Linked DNA regions of Mus musculus: all the other regions are linked to region 1. The links are chromatin loops, found by intact Hi-C in ENCODE. Cell type or tissue: left cerebral cortex. All regions are shown on one strand.

What was found. A loop is a pair of places that touch in the nucleus more often than their neighbours do. Peaks named below come from ENCODE experiments on the same cell type or tissue, not always from the same donor. Only the 100,000 strongest peaks of a DNase experiment are listed, where the experiment ranks them.
Region 2: a loop joins it to region 1, with 10 times the contacts of the local background. A loop is called at or near these places in 31 of 42 quality-filtered maps.
Region 3: a loop joins it to region 1, with 8 times the contacts of the local background. A loop is called at or near these places in 27 of 42 quality-filtered maps.

The regions. Positions count from the first base shown.
Region 1 is chr7:66,103,498-66,111,497 of GRCm38, forward strand. Chsy1 (chondroitin sulfate synthase 1) reads left to right here and starts at 5,995. Exons shown (of 3, transcript NM_001081163.2): 1 at 5,995-6,730. The coding sequence starts at 6,414. In left cerebral cortex, CTCF peaks have their summits at 4,630 (motif pointing right) and 5,524; DNase peaks (open chromatin) are centred at 3,383, 4,644, 5,981, 6,539 and 2 more places; H3K4me3 peaks cover 2,358 bases; H3K27ac peaks cover 1,905 bases.
Region 2 is chr7:66,246,481-66,254,480 of GRCm38, forward strand. Gm33442 (a long non-coding RNA gene) reads left to right here and starts at 6,143. Exons shown (of 4, transcript XR_003946791.1): 1 at 6,143-8,000. In left cerebral cortex, a CTCF peak has its summit at 3,763; DNase peaks (open chromatin) are centred at 917, 1,364 and 3,762; H3K27ac peaks cover 1,059 bases.
Region 3 is chr7:66,658,224-66,666,223 of GRCm38, forward strand. It overlaps Asb7 (ankyrin repeat and SOCS box-containing 7), which reads right to left. Exons shown (of 6, transcript NM_080443.2): 5 at 1,427-2,032. Among named protein-coding and RNA genes, the nearest start is that of Asb7, 27 kb to the right of the region's middle. In left cerebral cortex, CTCF peaks have their summits at 2,331, 3,484 (motif pointing left) and 3,691 (motif pointing left); DNase peaks (open chromatin) are centred at 2,450 and 3,478; H3K4me3 peaks cover 254 bases.

The sequences.
Region 1 (8,000 bases):
AGACCCACTACCCACTTGTAGCAAATGCACAACCTGGTCTTCACCCGGTCCCCTAACAATCGGAGTGTGGACTGTGTCTGACTCCATTGCCTGCCATTTGGGTCCCCTTTCCTACCTAGACTGCCTGGTTGGGCCTCAGTGGGAGAGAAGGTTTCTAGTCCTGCTGGGACTGGGTGTCCTAGGGTGAAGTGGTACCCAAGGGGGGCTTCCCCTTCTCTGCAGAAGAGGGGATAATAGGGGGAGAGACTTGTAGTGGTGGGACTGGGAGGAGAGGAGGGAGAGGGGCTGTGATGAAGATGTAAAGTAAATAAATAAATACATTATTGGAAGAAAGAGAGTGTAGCTTCTGGGCTGTTTTTTTTTTTTCCCTTCTCTTTTCTCTAGCATAGGGCAAGAGTAAAATGCATTCAGTAGAAACCGCACTTCGACTTTCGTTCTTTTCCTAGACTGGTGATCTGTGATCAGTCCTCTCTCCTGATGCTGGACTGTACGCTCACCCCATCAGCCACATAATTCCTAGGGGAGACAATCAGCTTCTGGTGGGTCCTGTAGCTAGCTACACTGGGGTGTTTTAGTACACTAGGTACATTCCACAGCCTTCCCACTTAAAACAGTTCCAACTTACAATGGGATAGCAGAACATAACCCCATCACAAATAGAGCAGCAACTGTCTCCCCATTCACAGTCTTACAAATGGACATTTGGTTTGCCCAGTTCACCCTCACACACAATGGAGCCCAGAATAACCCATCCAAGTGGCACTTTGTACTGGTGTGGATGAGGGAGAATTCTTAGAAGTGAGATTGCTAGGTCAAAAGCTAACGTAGAGGCCAAGGAGGTGGGTCAGTAGGTAAAGTTCTTGCTAGGCTAATTCAAGGCCCAATTAGGATCCCTTGAAACCACATCAAAACAGAGCAGCAGTGGCAGCTGCCTGTAAGCCCAGAAAAGACAAAGAAAGGGGATCCCTGTGGCAAGCTGGTTCGACTAGTTGATTTTGAGAACGTTGCTTCTGTTGAGAAACTGTGCCTCAATAAATAAAGTGCAGAGTAACCAAAGAAAACACCCAACATCAACTTTTAGGCCTCTATACTCAAGTCCACATGTGTACCTCTCCCGGGTATGCATGCACTCACACCACAGGCTAAGGAAGGGATAAGTAAGTACCACTGCCACTACTGACGACGAAAAACTTGGCCTCAAAGTGAGTCACAAAGCACATCTCGCCCTTATTCCTGACACTTCTCAGAAAGGCCTTCATTTCTTGGCTGACAACAGTTAGCACCTACTGGGTAAGTGGTAAGACAAGATGACCTAGCACTGTTAACAGGATGTGTAACATGGGTGGATCACTTAGCAGCCAAAGATACCCGGTAAATGTTTTTTCTTACCTCCAAAATTATACTTTAGATGTTTGTAGATCCAAATGTCTTCTGGGTCAATCAGTAGCAGAAGGTTTCCTCTACAGCTCGTTAGACCACTAAAAGCAAAGAGCGTTTGCTCTCCACTTCTGCAGTGGCTCCACAAACCACCAGGACCTGAACCTTCAGGTGACTGTGCTCTGGGTCAGCTCACCGAGCCCTGGCATGAGTCACCAGCTGACAAGCACTGGGGGAGTGGGATGCAGAAGGGAGAGGTGTCCTCCTGAGGATGGGACCATTGCTCAAATTGTGCAGTTGTGGAAACTCTGGCCTCGCTTTAGAGTAATGGCATTTAACTGATGTTTAGTTATAGATCTTTCTTTGCTAAAGGAGGATCAAGCCTTTGACTAGAGCAAACCTTGTCATGAAGGCGTCCCCTAAAGACATTTAGACTATCTCCTGAGTGTCTGTGCATCACCACCTACTGGTTAATCTTCTCATCTGGCTATTCTACTTCATCTGGCTGGCTGCCAGTGCTGTGCTGTGTCTTCTAGCTATCTGTCTCTGAGATACATGTGTGCACCTGCATGCTTGCCTGTATAAGAAACATGCCTCACAGAAACTGCATATAGAACTCACAAGTAGACCAAGGATGCATGAGGTGCCTGTGATGGCTAATCCTGGTTGTCAACTTGACTAAGTCTGGAATCAACGGAAACCAAGATTCGGGGAAACCAAGAATCGGGGAACACCTGTCTTGATCGGATACTTTGAGGTGGGAAGACCCAAGCTAAATCTGGTCTGCACCTTCTGGTAGCAGCCCACATAAATGAAGAGAAGTTTTGCTGCTGGCCCTCACTTTTTATGTCAAGGTCACCTACCCCGCTGCTAAGGCATTCCTTTCCTGATACTAGTGCCTACTTCTTTGAGAATCCAGCAGAGACACCCAGCTTCATTGATGGAACAACTACCAGATGGCTGGACCTTCCAATGGGAGACAGCCATTGTTGGATCAGTTGGACTACAGCCAGTAAGCAAATCCAATAAACGTCATTCTAACGTATATAGGGTCTACTCATTCTGTTCCCCTAGAGAACCCTGGCTAATGCAAGCACTAAGGACGTCCTAGCTGACAAATGTCACATCCGCTTCTGTCAGGCAGCTGTAACATAATCAACAATGGATTGTCATTTCCTGCCTCAGACTGGAAATGCTCCAAATACAGGGAAATATTGAGGAAAAATTGGGGGGGGGTGGTATTGGGAATTGAACCCAGGCCATGTGTATAATAGGCAAACACTCAGCTATACCTGAAACCCTTCCTTCCCTCCTCTTCCCCTTCCCCTTCCCCTCCCCCTCCCCCTCCCCCTCCCCCTTCCCCTTCCCCTTCCCCTTCCCCTTCCCCTTCCCCTTTCCTTTCCTTTCCTTATTTAAGTTTGAAACAGGATCCCAGCAACTTTCCCAGGCCTTGCACTGACAGTCCTCTTGCCTCAGCTAGGAGTGCAGGCATGTGCTCTGAAGAATGACTAAGGTAATGAGGCTCTTGACTGTGAGTTTAAAGTAGTGTTAGTACTGAAGCAAAGTTCCACTGGACTAATCAGGGTTAAGTGGTGTTATTAGAGTGGCCATTGCAGTTGTTCATTACAGGCAGCAGACAGAACCGCTGAAAAAACAAAAGAAGCATTTCTGAACGTTTAACTTTTTTTTTTTTTAAAGATGACTGCTTTTCCAGGGACCTCTGTTTGAGGCTTGAGTCCAGTTGCTGTGTCTTTAAGGAAGCTTGTACAGGGAACCCTGTCAGCTATTTGAGGCATGCTGCCAACAAACAATTGAGGTATTTGCCGAAGGTTTCCAAGAAATTGCAGCAAATCCTACAAAATGTTATACCTGTTATAAAGAAGCAGTCACATGTATTAGCAGCAGAAAAAAAGTGCCACGTGAGCGAACAAAGCTGCCATCTGTGAGAGCAGGGGACGTAGGCAGAGATCAGTCTTAGTTACATCATAACGAATTGCACTCATGCAAGCAGAAAAGTAGGTGAGCTGCCACTTGGGCATACATTTTGAAACACCAGCCTAGAGCTGCTACCACGGAGCCCTTCGGGTGCTGCAGTGGGAACACCCACATAGAAACAAGGAACTGACAGATCCCAAGACTCTGGACTTGGCCAGGTAGGACTCAGTGTGGAACTCACATCCCATTCCGGGCTAGACATGCATCCAGGTCAGGTGGTATGTGTGCTATCAAACATCTACAAGGGGCTAGCAAGATGGCTTAGCAGGTAAAGGTGCTTGCCAAGCCTGATGACTTAAGTGCGATTGTCATGCTCCACAGAGTGGCGAGAGCAAACCAACTCCTCAAAGTTTCCCTCTGACCGCCACACGGGTATCATAGCATGAGCATGAACACGACAGACACACACTGAATAAATGTAGTAATTTTAACTCTCTGAGGAGCGACGCAGGGTCATAGCTTCTCTATTCATCAGTTGTTGACTTGGTAACTGACGGACTTCTAGGAAGCGGGGAGCTGGGAACAAGATGTTCAACATTCTCAGCAAATTCCTGACACACACACATTCCTGTCTTTTCATTGGACTTAAGTTTAGAAAATATAGACCCGTCGAAAGCAGGCTTGAAGATAGTGAGGGCATTGACTATGTCACAGCGTCCAACATCTGTGTCTTGCCAGATTTGCGCTTTATGTAAATCAGTGTGAATTATGAATTATGGGGCAGCTGCTGAACTTGGGGGCTCTGGTGACGTCTTGGTGTTTGTGGTTATGGTCTTACTGGAACCTTTCTCTATGGTTTCCCAGCCTGTAATTCATGGCTAGGTGTCCTGTATTTCCCAGAGACCACTGCTGGAATCTGGTCTTCACTACACAATGAATATTTTATCCTTAGATGTGGACCATCTCTTACAGGGAGAGTCAGGGGAGGGGAGGCGATGAACTATTTTTGAAATAAATCACACGTGTCAAAGAAAGTGGTACTATCCAAAGAATAAACAGGAGTAGCCACCATTCAGTGGTGGGGAGGACTGTGCTTCACACAGCTTTGTGGCTTAAACTGGAATATTTCTGTTGTTTGATTTATTAATCATGAAAAGGAGCTACAAGAATAGGCTGCCCATCCACCCACCCCACCCCACCCCACCCCACTCGAAGCACTCTTGTTTTGTTGTTGTTTTAATATTTATTTATTTTATGCACGAGTACACTGTCGCTGTCTTCAGATACACCAGAAGAGGGCATCGGATCCCATTGCAAATGGTCGTTAGCCCCCATGTGGTTGCTGGGAATTGAACCTCTGGAAGTCAGTGCTCTTAACCGCTGAGCCATCTCTCCAGCCCCATTTTCTATCTTTTTGTTTGTTTCTTTGATTGATTAAATGAGAACTTCTTAGGCTCTGGGACCGTAGTTCAGAGGATAGAGTACTGGCCCAGTGTATCAGAGGTCCAGTGGCTGATCCCTGGCACCAGGGCTGGTAGCACACAGGCCTGGAATTCAGGTGACTCCAGTTCCATAAGCAAGAGGATCTGGAGTTCAAAACGATCTGCAGCTTCAGCTAGCACCTGGGCTCTATTAGAGCAGGTCCAAGTGGCTACTTTGCGATTATAATCCTAACACATTGGTGACTAAGAAATAAAATTGGTATTTACAAACATTTGTCATGTGGGCACCCAAGTTGAAGGGCTTTCGTTTTTAACAAAACGTATAAAAGTTAAGACAGAGCAAATATAGGGAAACTGGTATCCAACTTAAAAATCCATTCAGCGAGCCTAACTTACTTGGAGACCTCCAGAATAGTAAGAGATCCTGTTTCAAAAAACTAGGTGTATGGCTCCCGAGAACCCATCCCCCACACCACGTACACAATCCATATCCGTTTTATAAATCTACTCTTAAAAATACTGACAGACTTAGGTGAGGGGGGTACTAACCAGCTCTCTGCTCACTGGGACTAAATACAGGTATTTATCATCTAGTGGTAACTCACCCACCCATCTCTTCAATATCCATTTAAAAAACTAATATGCCGGGCTTGGTGCCGCTCGCCTTTAAGCCCAGCGCTCGAGAGGCAGAGACAGATCTCAGATTCTCTGAGTTCGAGGGCAGCCCTAGCTACTTAGCGAATTCACGTTTCGCTCCCCAGCCCGCAAATCCCCTAGCGTTCCTAGGTGAACTGTGGCCGTGTGTGGCTCCAGCCCCGCCTGCAGCGTACAAAGCTGCAGTGTGGACCCCGCTGTCCTGGCCACCGAGTCGGGAGGTCGGCCCGGGGAGGGAAGGGCGTGGCGGCTCTCGGGGCATCTGGGGAGCCGGTCAACTCAGTCCACGTGCGGTGCCGGACCGCCGGCTCCCAATGCTGGCGACGGGGGCGTGGCCGCGGGTACCGGGCAGTGGGGGTTGGAGGGACGCCCGCCCCGCTGTCGTCGATGCTATCCCACGCCCCTCCTGCCTGGCCGCAGACTGCGGGGCGGGTGCTTTTTTTTTTTTTTTTTTGGTTAAACTTTGGCCACGTGAACTGCCCCCCATTCACTTTTGCGCCAATCACGAGGCGCGGACGGATCCCGAGAGGGGCCACGGCACGCCGCCGGCGGGCCGCTTCTTAACGCGCGGTGCGTGACGTGAGGGGCTCCTTTGCAATGGCGCGCTAAGCCGGAGGATGTGCAGCTGCAGAGGCGGCGCAGGGCACCGAGAGGGCGGGCGCAGCGCGAGCCGAGCCGAGCCAGCCGGGGGACGCGAGCCGCGGGAGCCGCTGTCGCCTCGCGCCGGAGTCGCCGGCCGCGCGCGCGGGGCATGGTCCCCTCTTAAAGGCGCAGGCCGCGGCGGTGCGGGCGGGCGCGCGGAACAAAGCGCCGGCGCGGGGCCTGCGGGCGGCTCGGGAGCCGCGATGGGCGCGGCGGGCCCGCGGCGGCCGCGGCGCTGCCCGGGCCGGGCCTGGCGGCGCTAGGGCGGGCTGGCCTCCGCGGGCGGGGGCGGTGGGCTGAGGGCGCGCGGAGCCTGCGGCGGGGACAGCGGGACAGCGGCCCGGCGGGCGGAGGGGCGCGGGCATGGCCGCGCGCGGCCGGCGCGCCTGGCTCAGCATGCTGCTCGGGCTCGTGCTGGGCTTCGTGCTGGCCTCGCGGCTCGTCCTGCCCCGCGCCTCGGAGCTGAAGCGAGTGGGCCCGCGGCGGCGCCCCAGTCCCGAGGGATGCCGGCCAGGGCAGGAGGCGTCGCAGCCCGGCGGGGCGCGCGGCGATGCGCGCGGGGCGCAGCTCTGGCCGCAGGGCTCGGCCGCGGAGGGCGTCCCGCGCGACAGGAACTTTCTCTTCGTGGGAGTCATGACAGCCCAGAAATACCTGCAGACCCGCGCCGTGGCCGCCTACAGGTGAGCCCCCCTTTCGTGGATGCCATCGCCTGCATCCGGCATCCTGGCTGGCGGGCGGGCGGCGTTACGGGTTCCCCGGAGGCTTCTCTGGTAGCTGCCAGCGGCTCAGCGCAAAGGCAGCAGGGCTTAGGATGGTGAGCATCTCTCAAGGGCAAGGCTTTGGGATTGAGTACGCTGGCCTCAGTGTGTGTGCCTCTCAACCTCATCTCCAGGGAGACACGTAAGCTTTCTGTGTTCAAGACTTCTTTGTTAAAAGGAACGAGTCTCCCCCATAAGGTGGTGGCGAAATTCAATGTTGTACCTGCGATAGTGGAGGCAGAGTTATAATTTGAGTCTCTAAAATAGGCACTTTGTCATTTCGAAGGGAGAGCCCGCTTAAATTAACCTGGCTAGGGCTCCTCCGTACTGTACTTTAAGATTCTCACTTTTGGTGAGCGTTTCCACTCTGCCTTTGAGCAACACTCTGGTTTGTTAAGTAGAGAAAAAGAACCTTGAGGAAAAACAGTTTGTGTGATCGATTTAGTCATTGTAAGACTGCAGCCTGGTGTTCCCCAGCGCAGCCACCAAGGCGTATGCGTGGTAGGAAGTAACTGGGCCCTAGTAGGCTAAAGGAGTCAGTAGAAGTGGCAGCGATCATGTTCAGGATTAACAAAGGGATTAGCCAAAGCTGCCTTTAGAAAAGGAGATGGTTTTAGAGTGGAGGGCATGGTTAGAACTGTATTTGCATTGAAGTGAATCTGAAATACAAGAGGGGTAGACCCAGGTGAAGGAAGGGACTCGTGGAAACTTTTGTGTGTGTGAAGTACAAAAACCTTTACTGTACGGGTGAAGTCTGGCGTTCTTCCAGGCAGAGACTCAGTGGCAGGAATGGTTTCAGAGCACGGATGTTCTGGGGCTGAGCTTTGTGAGCAGGGCTATACTAGTTGATGTTTGTTTTTACATTTTTTAACCAGTGCTTTTATAACTTGGCTTTTGAATCCAGTTTCTGGTCTAAGTTTTCAGGCAGCAGACGGTATAAGAAAACAAGCATGGCTGGATCTCTTCTTTCTTTAACTCAAGTGAGGGATTGAGGAAAGAGCAGTTAAAGCGTTTAAAGGCTTGACCACCATTCCTGCTGCTAATGTCCAGAGGCTGCGTCGTGCTAAGAACAGTTCTGAATGGCCAGAGGCCACAGGTGGCAGGCTGTATGTGGACTAGCGGAGTAGTTTGAGAGCAAGTAGGCTATAGTTCTCCAGATGTTCTTTGACTTAATATCTTTGTCAAAAATTGA
Region 2 (8,000 bases), 140 kb after region 1:
GGTTGTGAGCCACCATGTGGTTGCCGGGATTTGAACTCAGGACCTTCAGAAGAGCAGTCACTGTTCTTAACCGCTGAGCCATCTCTCCAGCCCGAGCCCTAATTTGGTGAGCTCCTACTGATCCCTCAAAACCCCGGCTCCCACATCTCCGAGCCGAAGAAAACCGGGTTAGAGACAGACTTTAGTAAGGACAGTCTGTAGACTGTTGCTCAGGCAATGGGGATGATCTTCAGAATCCAGAATTTCTTTCCTTAAATGTTTTTTTTTCGTGCATTTTTCAGAATTTAGGGGCAGGAGCAGGAGGCCTTAGCTCATGCCTGCCAGTTGCCCTGTGTGATTGAACTCACTGCTTATCCGTTGATCTGTTCTGCACGGCTGCCCATGCTCTCTCATACTTTTGCCACGCCTGCCTGGCACTGCATTCATGTACCCCTGGCACAGCTGGCCTGGTGCAGGTCAAAGGTGAGCTGCATTCTGGTCTCTCCTGCGAGCTAGGAGTGTGTGTGTGTGTGTGGGGGGGTTTCCATGTTCATCCACCAGCAGCACAGACCAAACCCAGACACAGACAGGACAGACAGACTCGCTGTTAGTGATATAGGAGTCCCATGCCAGTGTCTCGCAGTTTGTGAGAGTTTTTCTCCAAGTGGATCCATGAACCCTTTCTGCCAGGATCGGCCTTTTCACGTGGTGTTCAGGCAACACCACGTCCTGGAGCAGCATTTTAAAAATCTGATCTGACCCAACGTTTTATAAAAAAAAAAAAAATAAAACAAAACAAAACAAAACAAACACCCACCCACCCCCGCTGAGAATAACAGCTTTTTCCCAGGCTGGTCAGCGCTGTGGTCAGGTTGCCCCTGGCAACGACACATTTCGGGCTGGCGGCTTCTCTGGGCCTTTGTTTCCCATGTGCACAGTGTGGATAGGGGTAGGTGAAGGTTGTTTCCGGCCCCACTTTCTGAGAGGACAAACCCACACCTCAGGGGCCTCTCCTGCCCCTTTGTCCCCTGGCTGGCATCTCAGCAGCTAGAATAAAAGCGCCTGTGTTGCGGCTTCCCAGGGGCTCTTGCCTGAAAACAGATAGTCTAGTGACCAATGAGAGAAGTGGCTGACCACCATGGCCTTGGCCACTGCTGGCCATTTGGACCCCGGAGCTGGGAGCCTTGCCCAGATTGCATAGCATCCTGCCAGCCCCACCCCCACAGCCAGAGAGATTGCCTGACATCCTTTCCTTTTTCCTGGAAACTTCCATTTGTCTACTCCCAAAGTATCAAAGTGGCCGATGGAGAAGAGAGTCCCAGCAACAGCCTGGGCCGGAACCAAGTGGCAAAGCCAAGGTGAATTTCACTCCAAGTTCACCAGCTCATAGCTCAGTAGTCTGCACTTGGCTCTCCTGGGGCTTGGTGGTTGCCGTAGTAACCTGTGACTCAAGATTCCCATTCATCCATTGGGTCCAGATGCATTGAACACAGCCTGGCAAATCCAGCCTCCAGCTCAGCTGGCAAACTTGCCAGTGCCCCTCTGAGAGGACAGAGTAGTAGCTTTGTGAGGCAGGGCCTGCTGCTCATGGTTTCCTGTGCCTGAACTGTGCTGGCTCCGGGATACACTTGTCCCCAAGACACAGTACTCAAGACTCTAGGCCTAGGTCCTTACCTGCTAAATAGGCATGACCATCATAACCCTTGGCTTCTCAGTTCTCTAGAACATCTATGAAAGTAGAAAGTTGATTGGCCTTCTGAACGCCTCTGTTGTCTGTATCCCAGAACTTAGTGTGTGACAACTCTTTCTGTACTGTGTTTCTGTGGGCCTGGGACTTGGACAGAGTAGGAGTGACTAACCCCTGCCATGTAACATGTGAAGTCTCAGCCCATAACCTGGCTGTGGCTGAGAAGTCCTGAGTAGAATGTTCTGAAGATGTCTCCATCTGTGTTTATCCTACCTCCTGGTGCTGGCTCTTATCTGGGACCAGATGCCTCCATGCCCCTCTCTGTGGTGGGTGGTCCCTCTCACCTCATGTGGCCTCTCTGTGGTGAGTGTTTCCTCTCAGGGTGGTGGCCTCAGCCTAGCCAGACTACCTGTTTGGGGTCTTAGAGCTTCAGAGGGGAGTACCTGCCCCACTGCCTTTTCTGACTGAATTTTAGAGTCATACCCCTTCATTTATACCATATTCTGTGGGTTATGGGAAAGTTACAAGCCCAAAGTGGGAATATACAGAGATCTGTCTCTAGACAGAGGCATGGTGGGGTAGGGGAATCTGTGGGAGTCAGCATTGCTCTTTGGGCTCCCTTCTCAGTTGGCCTCAGACATGGACAGACAGGCCTGGCCTAGCCTTTCTTTGGCCTTCTTCTCACCTTAGAGGCTGCTGGGGAGGCTCTCTACACGCCCCTGGAGCACAGGGTGGGCTCTTCCACTTCTCTTGCACCATTGCTGGGTAAGCTCGGGGTAAATTGGAGCTCTAAGGACCATGGAGCTGAATGGAGTATTTTAGCCTGGCCAGCCTGCGTCTCTCTATGACTTTGGGACTTTTGTCTTGGATCTCAGTGTGTGGTTCTGGGATGAGGTAATCCAGGCAGAGCCCCCTCCTGGAGTCAGGCTATATGGGGTCTGCAGAGAATCCAGGAGCCTCCCTTTTGTATGTGTGACTTAGGGGCTTAGGGACAGAGCTGCTTACTATTCCATCCCTGCTTGCTGAGGGCCTGGTTCTCAGTGGCAGGGTAATTTCCACGTGGCTGCCATGAGAGTGACATACAGACACACCTGCTGCTTTCCATGTGGGCTGAGATGTCCTAAGGAGCTTTGATGAAGAAAGCAAAGCAAGGAGGTGAGCTATGGGGATTGGTGCTCCTGCACTTCTAGGAGCGAGTTCTGGAGTTCTGTCTGGAAACTCACACATACACTCTCTCTCTCTCTCTCTCTCTCTCTCTCTCTCTCTCTCTCTCTGTGAGTGTGTATGTGAGTGTGTGTGTGTGTGTGAGAGAGAGAGAGAGAGACAGAGACAGAGACAGAGACAGGCAGGTACACACACATACAGAGAGACAGGCAAAGTCAGAGACAGACAGACACAAAACACACACAGGCAGACAGATAGGCAGACAGACAGACATATACCACACACACAGAGAGCACGAGAGACAGACACACAGACAGACAGAGACAGACAGACACACGTGGAGAGAGAGAGAGAGAGAGAGAGAGAGAAAGGCACCGCCAGACATACATAGAGACAGACAGGTACACACACACACATATACAGAGAGACAGAGACAGACACACACAGAGAGACAGACAGATAGGTAGACAGACAGACACAGACAGAAAGACAGACATATACTCCCCCCCACACACACACATACACAGAGGAGGTGGGAAGGAGATAGACTATAGGGACAGAGTGGGGAGGAGAGAGGGAGACAGACTGCAGAAGCCTGTGATATGAAAAAGCCAAGACACATTTAACATTTTCCTTATTGCACATGGAATGCAAAACACCAAGTAGAAAGTTCCATGTCGTCTCCCCCATAATCTGGCCCCCAGGCACGCAGGGCTTTTCTGGTTCCTTGTTTGCCTGATCACCTACTCCGCACATAGTCACAAGGTTTCCTTCTTCCCCAGAAGAGTTCACACGTGGTAAAGTCAACTCATGAAGTCCACAGACCCTTCTTAGAGGAGCCACAAATCCAGAGTTAAACATTTCTTAGCTGGCTCTATCCTGTTTAGATAGGTTGCACAGCTGAGACAGGCTGGGCTGTTGCATACGGGCGCCCCCTGGATTCTGGAGAGGAAACTGCTCCAGAGAACTGACCAAGGGAAGAGCAGGGCTGATGTTGGGAGGACCAGGCTGAGGAGGCTGGCACCTACGGCCTTCCTCCCTACTAGGCCCCAGGGAAGCACATCTTGTTTATTGGCCAAGTCCACCTGCTGGCCATCATGGTCACCGTGTTGGTCACTGCTGGGGGGAGGCTGTACTATTTCCCTGAGCTCCTATCACAGTCGGCTAAGAGCTCAGGAGAGCTTTCACGACGGGGTCCAGTTGGAAGCGTGGCATGTTTACTTGGCCATAAGGAAGCCCTGACCTCCATTGAGGCCTCATCGTTCTGTGTCTCTGGCATTTGGGAACTCTTCCTCCTAGTTCCAGGCTGTAGCTTCAGTGTGTCCCCTTCCTGAGGCCTGGGGAGTAAGGGAAGCCTTGGTGCAATCTTGTCCACAGCCCGTGCCTTTTGGAGCAATGGTGTTTCTCTACAGAGCCTCGTTGCCTGGGGTCCCTCTGATAGGAGCAGCCATGTGCAGGAGCTGAGGCAGAAAAACCCACATAGCCTAGTCTCTGGATCAAAGTTTCTTCCCTCCATTGTGACGGGGCAAAGCAGCACAGAGGCTCCGCCATCTTGTCTTCTGGCTGAGGCTGATTCCAGGTCTAATTAGAATCCTATCTCCTTGATGGAGCGTCCCTTGGAAAACTACCCAACTGTAGTCTAGAAACTGAAGGTCAGGGTATGCTAGCTAACTTAGCCTTTGTTAAGGCTGCTTGTTTGGCTGGGCGTGTTGGTGCATGCTTTTAATCCCAGAGGCAGAGGCAGGCAGATTTCTGAGTTCAAGGCCAGCCTGGTCTACAGAGTGAGTTCCAGGACAGCCAGGACTACACAGAGAAACCCTGTCTCGACCGCCCCCCCCCAAAAAGACTGCTTGTTTGTCGCAGACACTATTGCATATGCCAGCAAGATTTTGCTGAAAAGACCCTGATAGAGCTGTCTCTTGTGAGGCTATGCCAGTGCCTGGCAAATACAGAAGTGGATGCTCACAGTCAGCTATTGGATGGAACACAGGGCCCCCAATGGAGGAGCTAGAGAAAGTACCCAAGGAGTTGAAGGGGTCTGCAACCCTATAGGTGGAACAACATTATGAACTAACCAGTACCCCAGAGCTCTTGACTCTAGCTGCATATGAATCAGAAGATGGCCTAGTTGGCCATCATTGGGAAGAGAGGCCCCTTGGTCTAGCAAACTTTATATGCCCCAGTACAGGGGAACGCCAGGGCCAAGAAGTGGGAGTGAGTGGGTAGGGGAGCAGGGTGGGGGGGGTATAGGGGACTTTCGGGATAGCATTTGAAATGTAAATGAAGAAAATATATAATAAAAATTTAAAAAAAAAAGACTGCTTGTTTGTGAGGAACCTTCTCCAGCTAACCGTTCATCTTACCTGCCTATTTGTGTGGGCCTCCCCCCTCCTCCTGCCACCAGGCTGGCAAACCACCTACTTTAGCTTCTCTCCAAACTCCTTGCTTCAAACTGCTCACAATTCGAAGGCCCTGCTGCTGCTGCTGCTGCAAGTGAGATGCCTGGACAAGGTCTCTGCCTTTAAAAACTTCATGTTTTGTGGTGTGGTCCCAACTGGCCAGAATTAAGACTTTGAATAGGCCATGAACTTTGAGTGTTCATCACTGGTGGGCTACCTGTAACATCATGACTTGTCCCCAGGAATACAGAAGACATCATGCTTGCCTTGTATGTGAGGAATGGTGACAGGGACAGAGGGAAAGAGTGAAGGAGAAAGAGAGGGAAGGAGGGAAGGAGAGGGGGGGGGAAGAGAGAGAGAGAGAGAAAGAGAGAGAGAGAGAAAGAGAGAAAGAGAGAGGAAGAGAGAGAAAATATGCATGTGTGTGCACACGTGTGTGTGTGTGTGTGTGTGTGTGTGTGTGTGTGTACACTCAGGGTCTTCTTACTGTCTGTAAATTCAGTTCCAAGGGATCTGACACCTTCTTCTGGCCTCTGCGGACACCTGGATGGGCTGGCTAGTTTTATGTCAACATGATGCAAGCCAGAATCCTTTGGGAAGAGGGAGCCTTAAGTGAGAAAACTCTCTCACCAGATTGGTCTGTGGGCGTATACATAAAATAAAAACAAATAGCTCTTTAAAACAAACTACTTTTATCACTACAACTCAGATAGAGAGCTCACAGGCCTTTACTGTCTGGCTGCCTTGATCTGAGAGTGCAGTGACCTCAAGAGGAGGAGGCATTTTCTGGTCTCTTCCACTTCACCCCTGCTCTCTCCTCCTGTTTCCCCTGCAGATCTGGGCAGAGGCTGTCCTGTGTGAGAAGGGCTGGCTGGTATGGTCCTTGAAGTTAGAGGGGTGGTGGTTCTACATGGGATTGCTTCACCCTACACAGAACCCAGTACCCCTCAGAGGATGCCCTTCTGAGGAGGAGTGTGGTGGGCAGCTCTAGCTTCTGTGCTGAGGGAGATCTGCTCTGTGCCCTTCTAGAAACCAGTGTGTACTCCCAGAGCAGGGGCCAGGTATGGCTCAGAGGATAGAAGAGTATCTTCTAGAAGGTATGCCAAGTCCTGTCAGGTCTGCCACAGACTCAACTGAGGCTGGAACTAAAGATGGGGCCAAACCCAAGCCTGAGAGGGACTGATTTAGAGGCCAAAGCCAGAGTTGTACCTGAGTGAACAGTGATGGGTTTTGGTGTGGATCTCTGGTGAATGATGGAAACCCCTGTTGTTCTCAGGCCACAGTGTGAGGAATTTGAGGTGGTGTGTCGTGCCTAAAGGCCTCAGGGATGTATAGCCGGAGCTAAGGAAACATAAACACGCACCCTGGTAGATAGAGCGTGTTCTTCCTTGTGTCCCTTTGGGATAAGTCACGCTGGGGTTCTTTGCATTGGCTCCTCCCATTCAGACCGAGGCCCTTCTGTGGTTAGGGTCCATCAGCCTCCTGCGTTGAGAGATTTAGGGACCCTGATTGGTTTTTCTCTTTGCTTCCTAGTTGTGAGGTAGACAGTTAGCTTTGCCATTCAGTCTAGGTCATTACCGTCTGGTTCCTTCACCAGAAGTCCAAAGCAATGGACCTGGGTGATCTCAGGCTGTGAGATAAAGATTTTTAAAAAAAAAAAAAAAAGCTAATTATCTCAGACATTTCAGTATAGCGAAGGGAAACTGAGTATCGTGTGCCCAAGAGCTACAAAGTAGTGGCCCACAGAGGCTGGGTGTGCCTTAAGGATGGGAGTGTCTGTGAGGCCTTAGAGCTTAACCACAAGGAGCCCACTAGTCATCTGTCTAAAAAAGTGTGTCTGTCAGTGGAGACAGAAAAGGGAGACAGTATTGCTGTGTGAGAACAGTGTCTCCATTAAACTGAAAATGCTCTGGTGTACTGGGCACTCTGAGGGGCCATGGCTTCTGGAAGCAGCCTGTGGAGGCTGGCACGTACTGGAACTGATGAAGTCTCAGGGCGGTATACCTAGACTGAAGTAGATTCGGAAGCTGGGAGCCTAGGGGCGTGTGTCTGGGCGGTGGAGTCAGGAGAGCATGGGGCCACCAAAAAGTATCACATAGCTCCTAAGAGCTCAGCTGAGGGGTTGGGGTGGGGGTGGGGAGCCAGCAGCCTGTGCAGAGGCTCATTCACGTGAGTGAGTCCTGACTCTGCCTCACAGACTTTATAAGCAGGGAAGCGCCGGGCGTTGGTGGCGCACGCCTTTAATCCCAGCACTCAGGAGGCAGAGGCAGGCAGATTTCTGAGTTCGAGGTCAGCCTGGTCTTACAGAGTGAGTTCCAGGACAGCCAGGGCTATACAGAGAAACCCTGTCTCAAACAAAACAAAACAATCAGCAGGGAAGCATGAAGCAGGCTCTGGCAAGGAGTGAGGATGCACCATGGTGCTAAAGGTCTGGCTTTGAGGCCAGGCTCCAATGCTGAGAAAAGTTGTTCCAATTGGCCAGGTGGTCTGGCACTGCCTGGTGGAGGCCATTCATGCTTCTCAGAGGTGTGACACTCAAAAACAGACTTTCCTGTGCTTCTGAAACTCCCACAGGAGATGGAGTTGAAAGGTATGGGAATCTCCGTCCAGGTGTCACAGCATCTCTGCATCTGTCCCGACCTTCTCGAGAGATGGTCTTTCAGGGCCAACATACTCCTGGGTTCTGACCGGATGTGACAGCTGCAGCCCCTGCTACAGATAGTTAGAAGACTCGGTTCCAGGAAGCAGTCTGCTACCCCAAGGGCAGCATT
Region 3 (8,000 bases), 550 kb after region 1:
GTTCCACAGGACCCAGTGCCTGCTGGCTGTCCTGGATACTATATACACACGGGACACGGGGATATGGGCAGGCAGAACACCAGAACGCACGGAGTGAAAATAAATACCTTCTAAAATATTGCCCACGTTCTAATAACTCTCTAGTCTGAACTTATTGATCAACCACATAACTGTGTACCGTGGTGAAGGGGGGTGCTGACAACAGAAATCTCAGCTAAATTATCACCAGGTCCTCTGGTAGGGTCCACCTTTAGTTAGCCATGTCCTTGGGTTACGCTACGCTTGAATATTTTCACAGAGTTACACACCTGTACTCTTTCAACAATATTTCTTCTGCTTCTCCCCCTTCTTGTATAAATAAGTTCCTCTTTTGGTTTAGGAAAGCATTTCCATAATTTGCTTTCCCCCTCAGCTGTTATGCAACCCCAAAGGCCCAAACACCCCAGACCCTCGAGGCTCCACAATTATGTCCTCGTGGGCACATGGACAAGCGGCTCCACTCTCCCTTGCTCTAGCCGGGCCTAGGGGAAGGGCCGTTCATCTCAGGCCTGCAGCTGTGTGTCCTCACTGCCATGCCACCTGGTCCCTCCACACAGCTCCATGTCCTCCAGGTCTACTGTCCTCTCTGTTTACTTGCTCCACTTCCTGGCTTTTTAAAAACTCAAAACTAAAACTGGCCTCTTATAAATCATAATCAGAAGCCAGCCTTCCTTCTGTAATCAAGATCACGTGGGGAAAGGCATCGAGGCATGGAACAGCACAGCCGGGTTAATCTAAGGCGCTTATAGACGTCAGCCTCCTGGGTCACACGTTACCCTGTGCTACATCACTTAGGTGGTAGGGAAGCCGACAAGAGAAGGTAACAAAGCCCATGCAAACTAACAGCTGCACTCAGAGGACAGCATGGCCATCGGCTGCTGCCGAGTGAGATGAAGTGTCTCTCAGAAGCTGAGCAGACGCTGATGGAAGCCGTGTGGCCTAGGAACCTAGTGTTTTCACAGATCTTCCTTAGCCTCTATTCCTGGGGTGTCTAAATAATCCAGAGTGGCCTTCCTCTCATGTGGAACTTAGTAAGAAAGTACAAAACCGTCTCCATAGCTAAGCAATCTAAGATCCCACCCTCCTTTCTAGTTCTTCCATCTGAACCTGCACAGGCCCAGGCAGGCTATCACTCGGAGCAGGGGAACCACCCTATTCTAACTTTCAGCTCCATCCATTTTGAAAAGTGTCTGTCCTTGACACAAAACTTTACTGTCCCCTTTTATCAACGCAATGGGATTTTGGGTAAATGAGTACTACTTACCAAGCAGGACTTATAAGAATGGTTAGCTCCTAGTCAGCTCAGATTACAGAAATACCTCAAGCAATTCAGAAGGTTCGGATTAAGAGGAAAAGATGCAATAATAGTAGTAATTGTATTACATACTTGTGACGTCTTGTAAGAAATCCAAACACGGCCGACTACTTCCTGAAATACTTATGGAAACGGCCAGTGGAGTCTGACCTTCATAGTTCCTTGTGTTCGTGTCCGCTCCATAGTTATACAGCATCCGTGCGCAGAGCACGTCATCACGGAGGGCAGACAAGTGCAAAGGAGTCTGTCCGTCTTCTAGACGCCCTAAGTTTGTGTCTGCTCCTCTCTGAAGAAACATGCGGCAGTAAGAGTGATTGCTTTTGATCACAGCATAGCGCAGCAGGAATCCGTTCTGGATGTCGATGTTGGCGTTGTGGTCCAGAAGGATCTTCACACAGCTTGACCGCTCTCGGATGATGGCAAGCTGAAGTGGCGTTGTACCTTTATCACTGAGCGGGTCAACTTCAGCCTTGAACTCCAGGAGGAGCCGGACAAATGAGTCCCTACCGTAGTGGGCAGCCACATGGAGGGGAGTCCAGCCATCATTGCTTTTTGCATTAATAATGTCACTCCTGTACTCAGACTCTAACATCAGGCGTGCAATCCGGGCCCGGCCGTGCATGGCAGCGTAATGCAGAGCAGTGAAGCCTCCGATTAAATCCTTAACCGTGGGATCAGCTAGGGTTAAACCAGAATGAAAAGGTCAGTGGCTGCTGAGACAGAGCAAGTCTATCAGGGCAGAGTTATCAGGGACCAGCCGGTTATCCTGGACTGTGAAGGGTTCAATGCGATGGATGATGCTGAGGACTTGCCCAGGCTTAACACAGTATTAAGTGTCTCAGTGGAAAGCACATTCTAGTAGCAAGCTATCAAGCCCAAGTCAACGGGAGGAGGAGGGGGAAGAGCAACACTGTTTAAAGATAGGCCCTGCCAGCAGACCCGCAGCACCTCGCCCCTCCTGCTGGTCAACCTGAGACTTTCAGCCTCCGATCGCAGCCTGAATCACACTTCTCCCCTGTCTCCAGCTATTTTTGTGTTTTTTCCTTGTGCTACTTCTTGGCCTAAAGAGAAGCATGCACAGCAACACTGCTGCTCTGAATTACAGCATCCTACAGTCAGCCAGACTTGTTTTAAAATTTAGTAGGGTGTGTGTGTGTGTGTGTGTGTGTGTGGAGGGGGAGGCAAAGAACCAAGGTGCTGCTGCTATGTTCCATGAAAGAAGCAGGTGAGACCTGTGCTGAATGGCACAGCATGATACAGTCTGTGCACAGGACTGAGACAGGACCTCGAGTTCAGCTACAGACGGTCCTGTGAGCGTATCAGCAAGTGCTTTAGTTGCAAAGACGGGAGAAACCTCAGCACTGTATAAATACTGCTTTTCAAACGACTGTTGTAAAGACTCCTAAACCACAGATCCCTGGGAAGGAAACCTCCCAGGGATCATCTACCCAGCGGCTCTCTGAGCTACAGACCTTCGCCACCTACGCTGCCCTTCCTGTGGCGCCAAAGGTCAGCAAGCTGTGGCTCACATCTCACTGGCGTCCCTGTGTCCCTGGGACAGAGACAAGAATGACCTCCCCTACATGGTGGACCCGACTTCCTGGCAGCAAGTAAACCAGCCGAGGAAGAGCGCCCAGGTGGGCCTAGTGACAAGCATGACAATGCTCCTACATAACTCAGCTGTTATGTACAAAAAAAAAAAAAAAAAAAAATGTTCTTCACAGGCACAAAATGCCTCCAAATCTATGTGATTAAATACTTATGTACTGTTTAATAAGATCTTATTTAGTTCCAGACTACAACAGCTGGAGTCTCTTACAAGAGACTGCGAGGCAGAAAATGGTATGTTGAAATATTAATAATACCGTAGCGGGTGAAAACTGCAGTTAAAGAGTTGTTAGCAAATAGAACCTGTAAAAAGTAAACTATTACTTTAACTCCTTGCAATATTTGACATAATGTGACAGATAACAACAACAATAAAACCACCAACAACAAAAAAGAAGGCCTCGGCAATGGCCTTAACTAAAAGAATATTCAGTATCTAGGACGATGTAACAGGCAAGCCAGAAAGCTGATGTAAAGCACTCTGCTGCCACCTACTGGAAGAGTCTGATCATGCACTACTCATTCATCTTTCGCTACGGGTGACTGAGCTCTCAGACCAAACTGATTTAAAATTAGATTAAGTGATGGCTGGAGAGATGGCTCAGTGGCTGAAACTCTTGCTGCTCTTTCAGAGAACCTGGATTCAGTTCCCGACACAGGTATCAGGCAGCTCATAACCACCTGTTTCTTCAGCTTCAGGGGAACCTATGCCCTCTTCTGGTCTTAGCAGGGACTACATGTATAAACATAAATCCATGCTCGTTCGTTCGTTCATTCATTCATTTTCTCTCTCTCCTCCCCCCTCTCACACACTCACTTTCTCTCTCTCTCTCTCTCTCTCTCTCTCTCTTTCTCACACACACACACACACACACACACACACACACACACACACTACCACAAAATGACAAAAGGTGTCTTTATACCTGGCCACTTATTTCCAGATAATCCCTCTTGATCCTTTAGTGGATCTTGGGAACCCTTCGCTCCGCTCCTCCGACCTTTGAAGGTGCAGTTCTCTTAACCACACCCTACAGCCATGCTAGTTGACAAGTCAAGCTACAATACGGTCAGGAAGTTACACCTGCGTGTCTGGTTCTCACTGTATGCCTAGGTAAGGCTCCGCTTACATTCTAGTGCTACACTGAACTAAGAAAACACAGATTAACACAGAGCAGTGGCCTAACTCATCTCAGCACAACTCATTCAAATAAACTAACCAACCGCTTCCTGCAAGCAAAGGACAGAAGCAAGAACTAGAAGATAATAATGCATAAAAACTATAGCCATTGTCCCCAGGAAAAGGTGATGACATGAAACAGGGCCTGTGAGGGCACAAATTAGTCAGTGGGATGTGGTAAGAGCTCACTTGCAGCTCCAATAAAAACTGCAGGACACTGTCTTAGTGAGAAATGTGTAACACACAGCAAAAACCACCTGACTGGATTTCCTTAAGCTTCTTCATAGGTCTCTGCTGTTTCTCTGTATCAGTGAGATTTCTGAGTGCTCTGCCTAAAGTAACAACCCCACTGAGCTTCTCTGCTTCCTTACTAGATAGCTATCTACCCACCAGTGAGACCCAGTTAAAACAAACAGTAGCATAACATATGGAAACAACAAAGACACATCACTGTGCCGTGTGAGGTCTGTTTACTAAAGGCTTTATCAAGTGGAAGTGTGATTTGTTTATCAAGTACACATAAGCTCCAAGAATTCACAGTCGCATTAACTAAAAGCACTCAACATCCACAACAGGTTTGTTCACCCAAAGTCCCTCCTGCCTTTCACAACCAACATTCTACCTAGATTCTCGGAACCAAGCAGATGGAGGGCACAGCTTGGCTTTCGCAGGCTTTCACTAGGAAGGGGTCAGCTGCAGAAGCTGGCTGACTAACGTCACTTCGCAGGTGCTTCTGAGCAGGACTGGCTTATCTGCAATGGGAGGCTCTGGGAGCGATGCTATCACATACATGTCTGTTTCTGTTTCTCTTTGTAACGGAGGAGGACTGCAGACTCTGATGTTAAGAGTTTAATGGTGTGAGAAGCTTACTGTGCAGCCTGCGGTCAGTGTGTATGTGTGTGTGTGTGTGTGTGTGTGTGTGTGTGTGTGTGTGTGCCTTCTAGAACCCTGCCTTCTGTCCTTGCCAGTGATGCTCCACAGCATCAGAACCACTTTTAAATTTGCCCATTAAAAGGCTAAGTGATGATTTCTGTCCTGTTAATTCACAATTACAGGAACCTAGAGAGCTGGCTTCCCTGTATGCTTTCTTATGGATTATCTGTTGGTGTTCACTCAATTCCGTTGGGATGTCCTATTATGGAGTTATAGAGGCTCTTTGCATATTCTGCATATGGGCCAAACAGAGTATGCTTACTCACGGATTGGTTTTTGCAATGCTGAAGGCTGAACATAGACAAGCACCTACCACTGACCTACACTCGGCTCTCTCTTTAAAGCATTCCCTAAACTACTGCTCTGCTGAAGAAAACTCTGCCCAACACAACATGCCATGTTTCCTGTTCCTCTAGGTATTTTGCACTTTAAACCCTTATGTAGGTCAATGATCTACTGCTAGTTAACATTTATGTATGGTATAAAGTAAGATCAAGGTTCATCATTTGCCATGTGGCTATCTACTTGTTTTGGCACCATTTGTTAAAAATGCTTTCTTTACAAAATGGGGGGGGGGGCAGGTAAAGGTGCTTTGCCAAGAGAACCCGACAACATGAGCTCTAGCCTGGATGTCACTGAGAAAGAAGAACACGGACACCTAAGGAACTAAGGTGTATTCTGATCACATGTACACCTACACACACACACACACACACACACACTATCCCCTCTACTTATACAAACACAAAGAAATATTTTTTCTCAATGATTTATTCTGCCTTTGCTGAAATTCATTTTATCATCTGTGTAGTTTATTTCTGAACTATTCCGTTTATCTAAAAATAGTTCGGTTGGGTAGAGTAGCACAAAATCAAAGGTGGGGGCAGCAGCACAGTGAGTTTGAGACCATCCTGGGAACAGGTTAAAGGGTAGAATAAGTCACACATCAAACCCTATGTCAATCACGCTCCAGGATGCTCAGTGGCAGCAGGCTTATCCAGCATCCGCACGGCCCTTAGTCCAGTCCTATCCAGCATACACACAGAAAAAGATGCAATTAAACAAGACAAGAGTGTTGACATATGCAAATTCCAGTCGGGTTTAACTCTTTTAGCTTTATAGCGTGTTTGGTATCAGGTACTGTTAAGTCCTCCAACCTTTCTAAAACTTATCTCAGCTAATACATTTTCAAAGTACATTGTTAGTTTCTTCATACAAGCCTGACCTAATTTTTACTGTTCTAATTCCACCGACTTTACTGATGGCAAAGTCCCCCAAATTATCTAAATAATACTAATTTTCCCATGTAAGGAACATGAAGAATTCTCTATTTATTTAGGATTTTTCAACCCACCCCACCAATGTTTCAGTATAGACTGTATATTTATTTAATTAAAATTACTATTAAAACCCTTAAATTGTTGCTACTATGAGCTGCTACTTCATCCTCCAGATGATAACTGTTGGTAGAACTTGTATTTTGTTACAATCTAGTTCAATTCATTTTTTTTAGCTTTCGTACATTATGCATGTATAAACGTGTGTATATATATACATACACACACACATATATGTATATACGTAATCATATACATACATACATGTATGTATGTATATTAAGACAGCTTACTTACATATTTGACTTGCTATTATCTAGTGTGTATGACACTGGGGAGACACATATGCCAAGGCATACCTATGGAGGCCAACTGCAGGAGTCAGTTCTTTCCTTCCAATGATCAAACCCAGGGCCCCAGGCTTGCACAGCAAGTGCTTTTGCCCGCTGAGCCACCTCGCTGGCCTGTAATGCTCTTACTTGTTCTGTTGCAACTGGTTTATTGTCCTTTTACTCCACTGGCAACAATGCAAGAGCACATTACATAAACATAGTCAAAGCACACACACCGTTCAACACGGAGTAAGAAGCTAGCTACAGCTCTTCCTGGGTCCCTTCTGAGCTTCAGTCTTGCTTGCTGTCATCTTGAATGGGTAGTACTGTCACAGGCTGGGAAGTGACCCTTTGGCACTTATCTTTGATTCTATTAACTTAGCAAACAGCTAGCCCAAGGGCTGTGGATATTAAACAAACCTTGAATTTCTGAGATAGATGCTACATATCTACGCTGTAACACCCCTTCAGAATGCTACTGGCATTGCATAGAGTGAGTATCTACCTAGAACCTGTGTCAGCTGTCATGAGGCTGTTGCTCTGAAGTTTGTTTTCTGCCCGTGGCTTTGGTTTAGCAGCAGGACGTCATATTGCACAGTGAATTAGGAAGCCCACTTTCCTCTGAAGAATGTATGCAGGATTACTGTTTGTCCCAGCAATACACAGAACTAGCAAAGCCAGCCGGGCCTGTAGCTTTCTTGGTAGACGTCTTAATGAGGAACTCAAATTTTCAACTATCCAGACAGTGACTAAGTCATTCTTTTTCTATGGGTCACATAGAAATGTTGGCAATTTGTGTCTTCCAAGGAATGGAATTCTTCCCATGACGTGAAGCTCGCCACATCCCTTGTCTTTTATATATCTATAGCATCTGGATCAGTCTGCTCCCAGCCCTGACATTGGTTATGGCTGTTCTCATTATCAGCCTGGCTACGGGGTTTTCAATTTTATTGACCTTTTCAAAGAATTATGTTTTTTCTTTTATCTTTATCAATTTTGTTCCCTTTCTATTAGACTAATTTTTGTTTTTCCCTTTTTAAAAATAATTTCCCTTATTTTTAAGATTATCACAAAAAATTTGTCATTTCCCCTTCCTCTAAACTCTTCCATACACCCTCCTTAGTCTCCTTCAAATTTATGGCCTCTCTTTTTATTAATGGTTGCTACACACATGTATATCCCCAAGTCTAACCTGCTCAGTGTGTATATTACTTGTGTGTATGTATTCAGGGCTGTCCCCTTGGCACTAGATAACC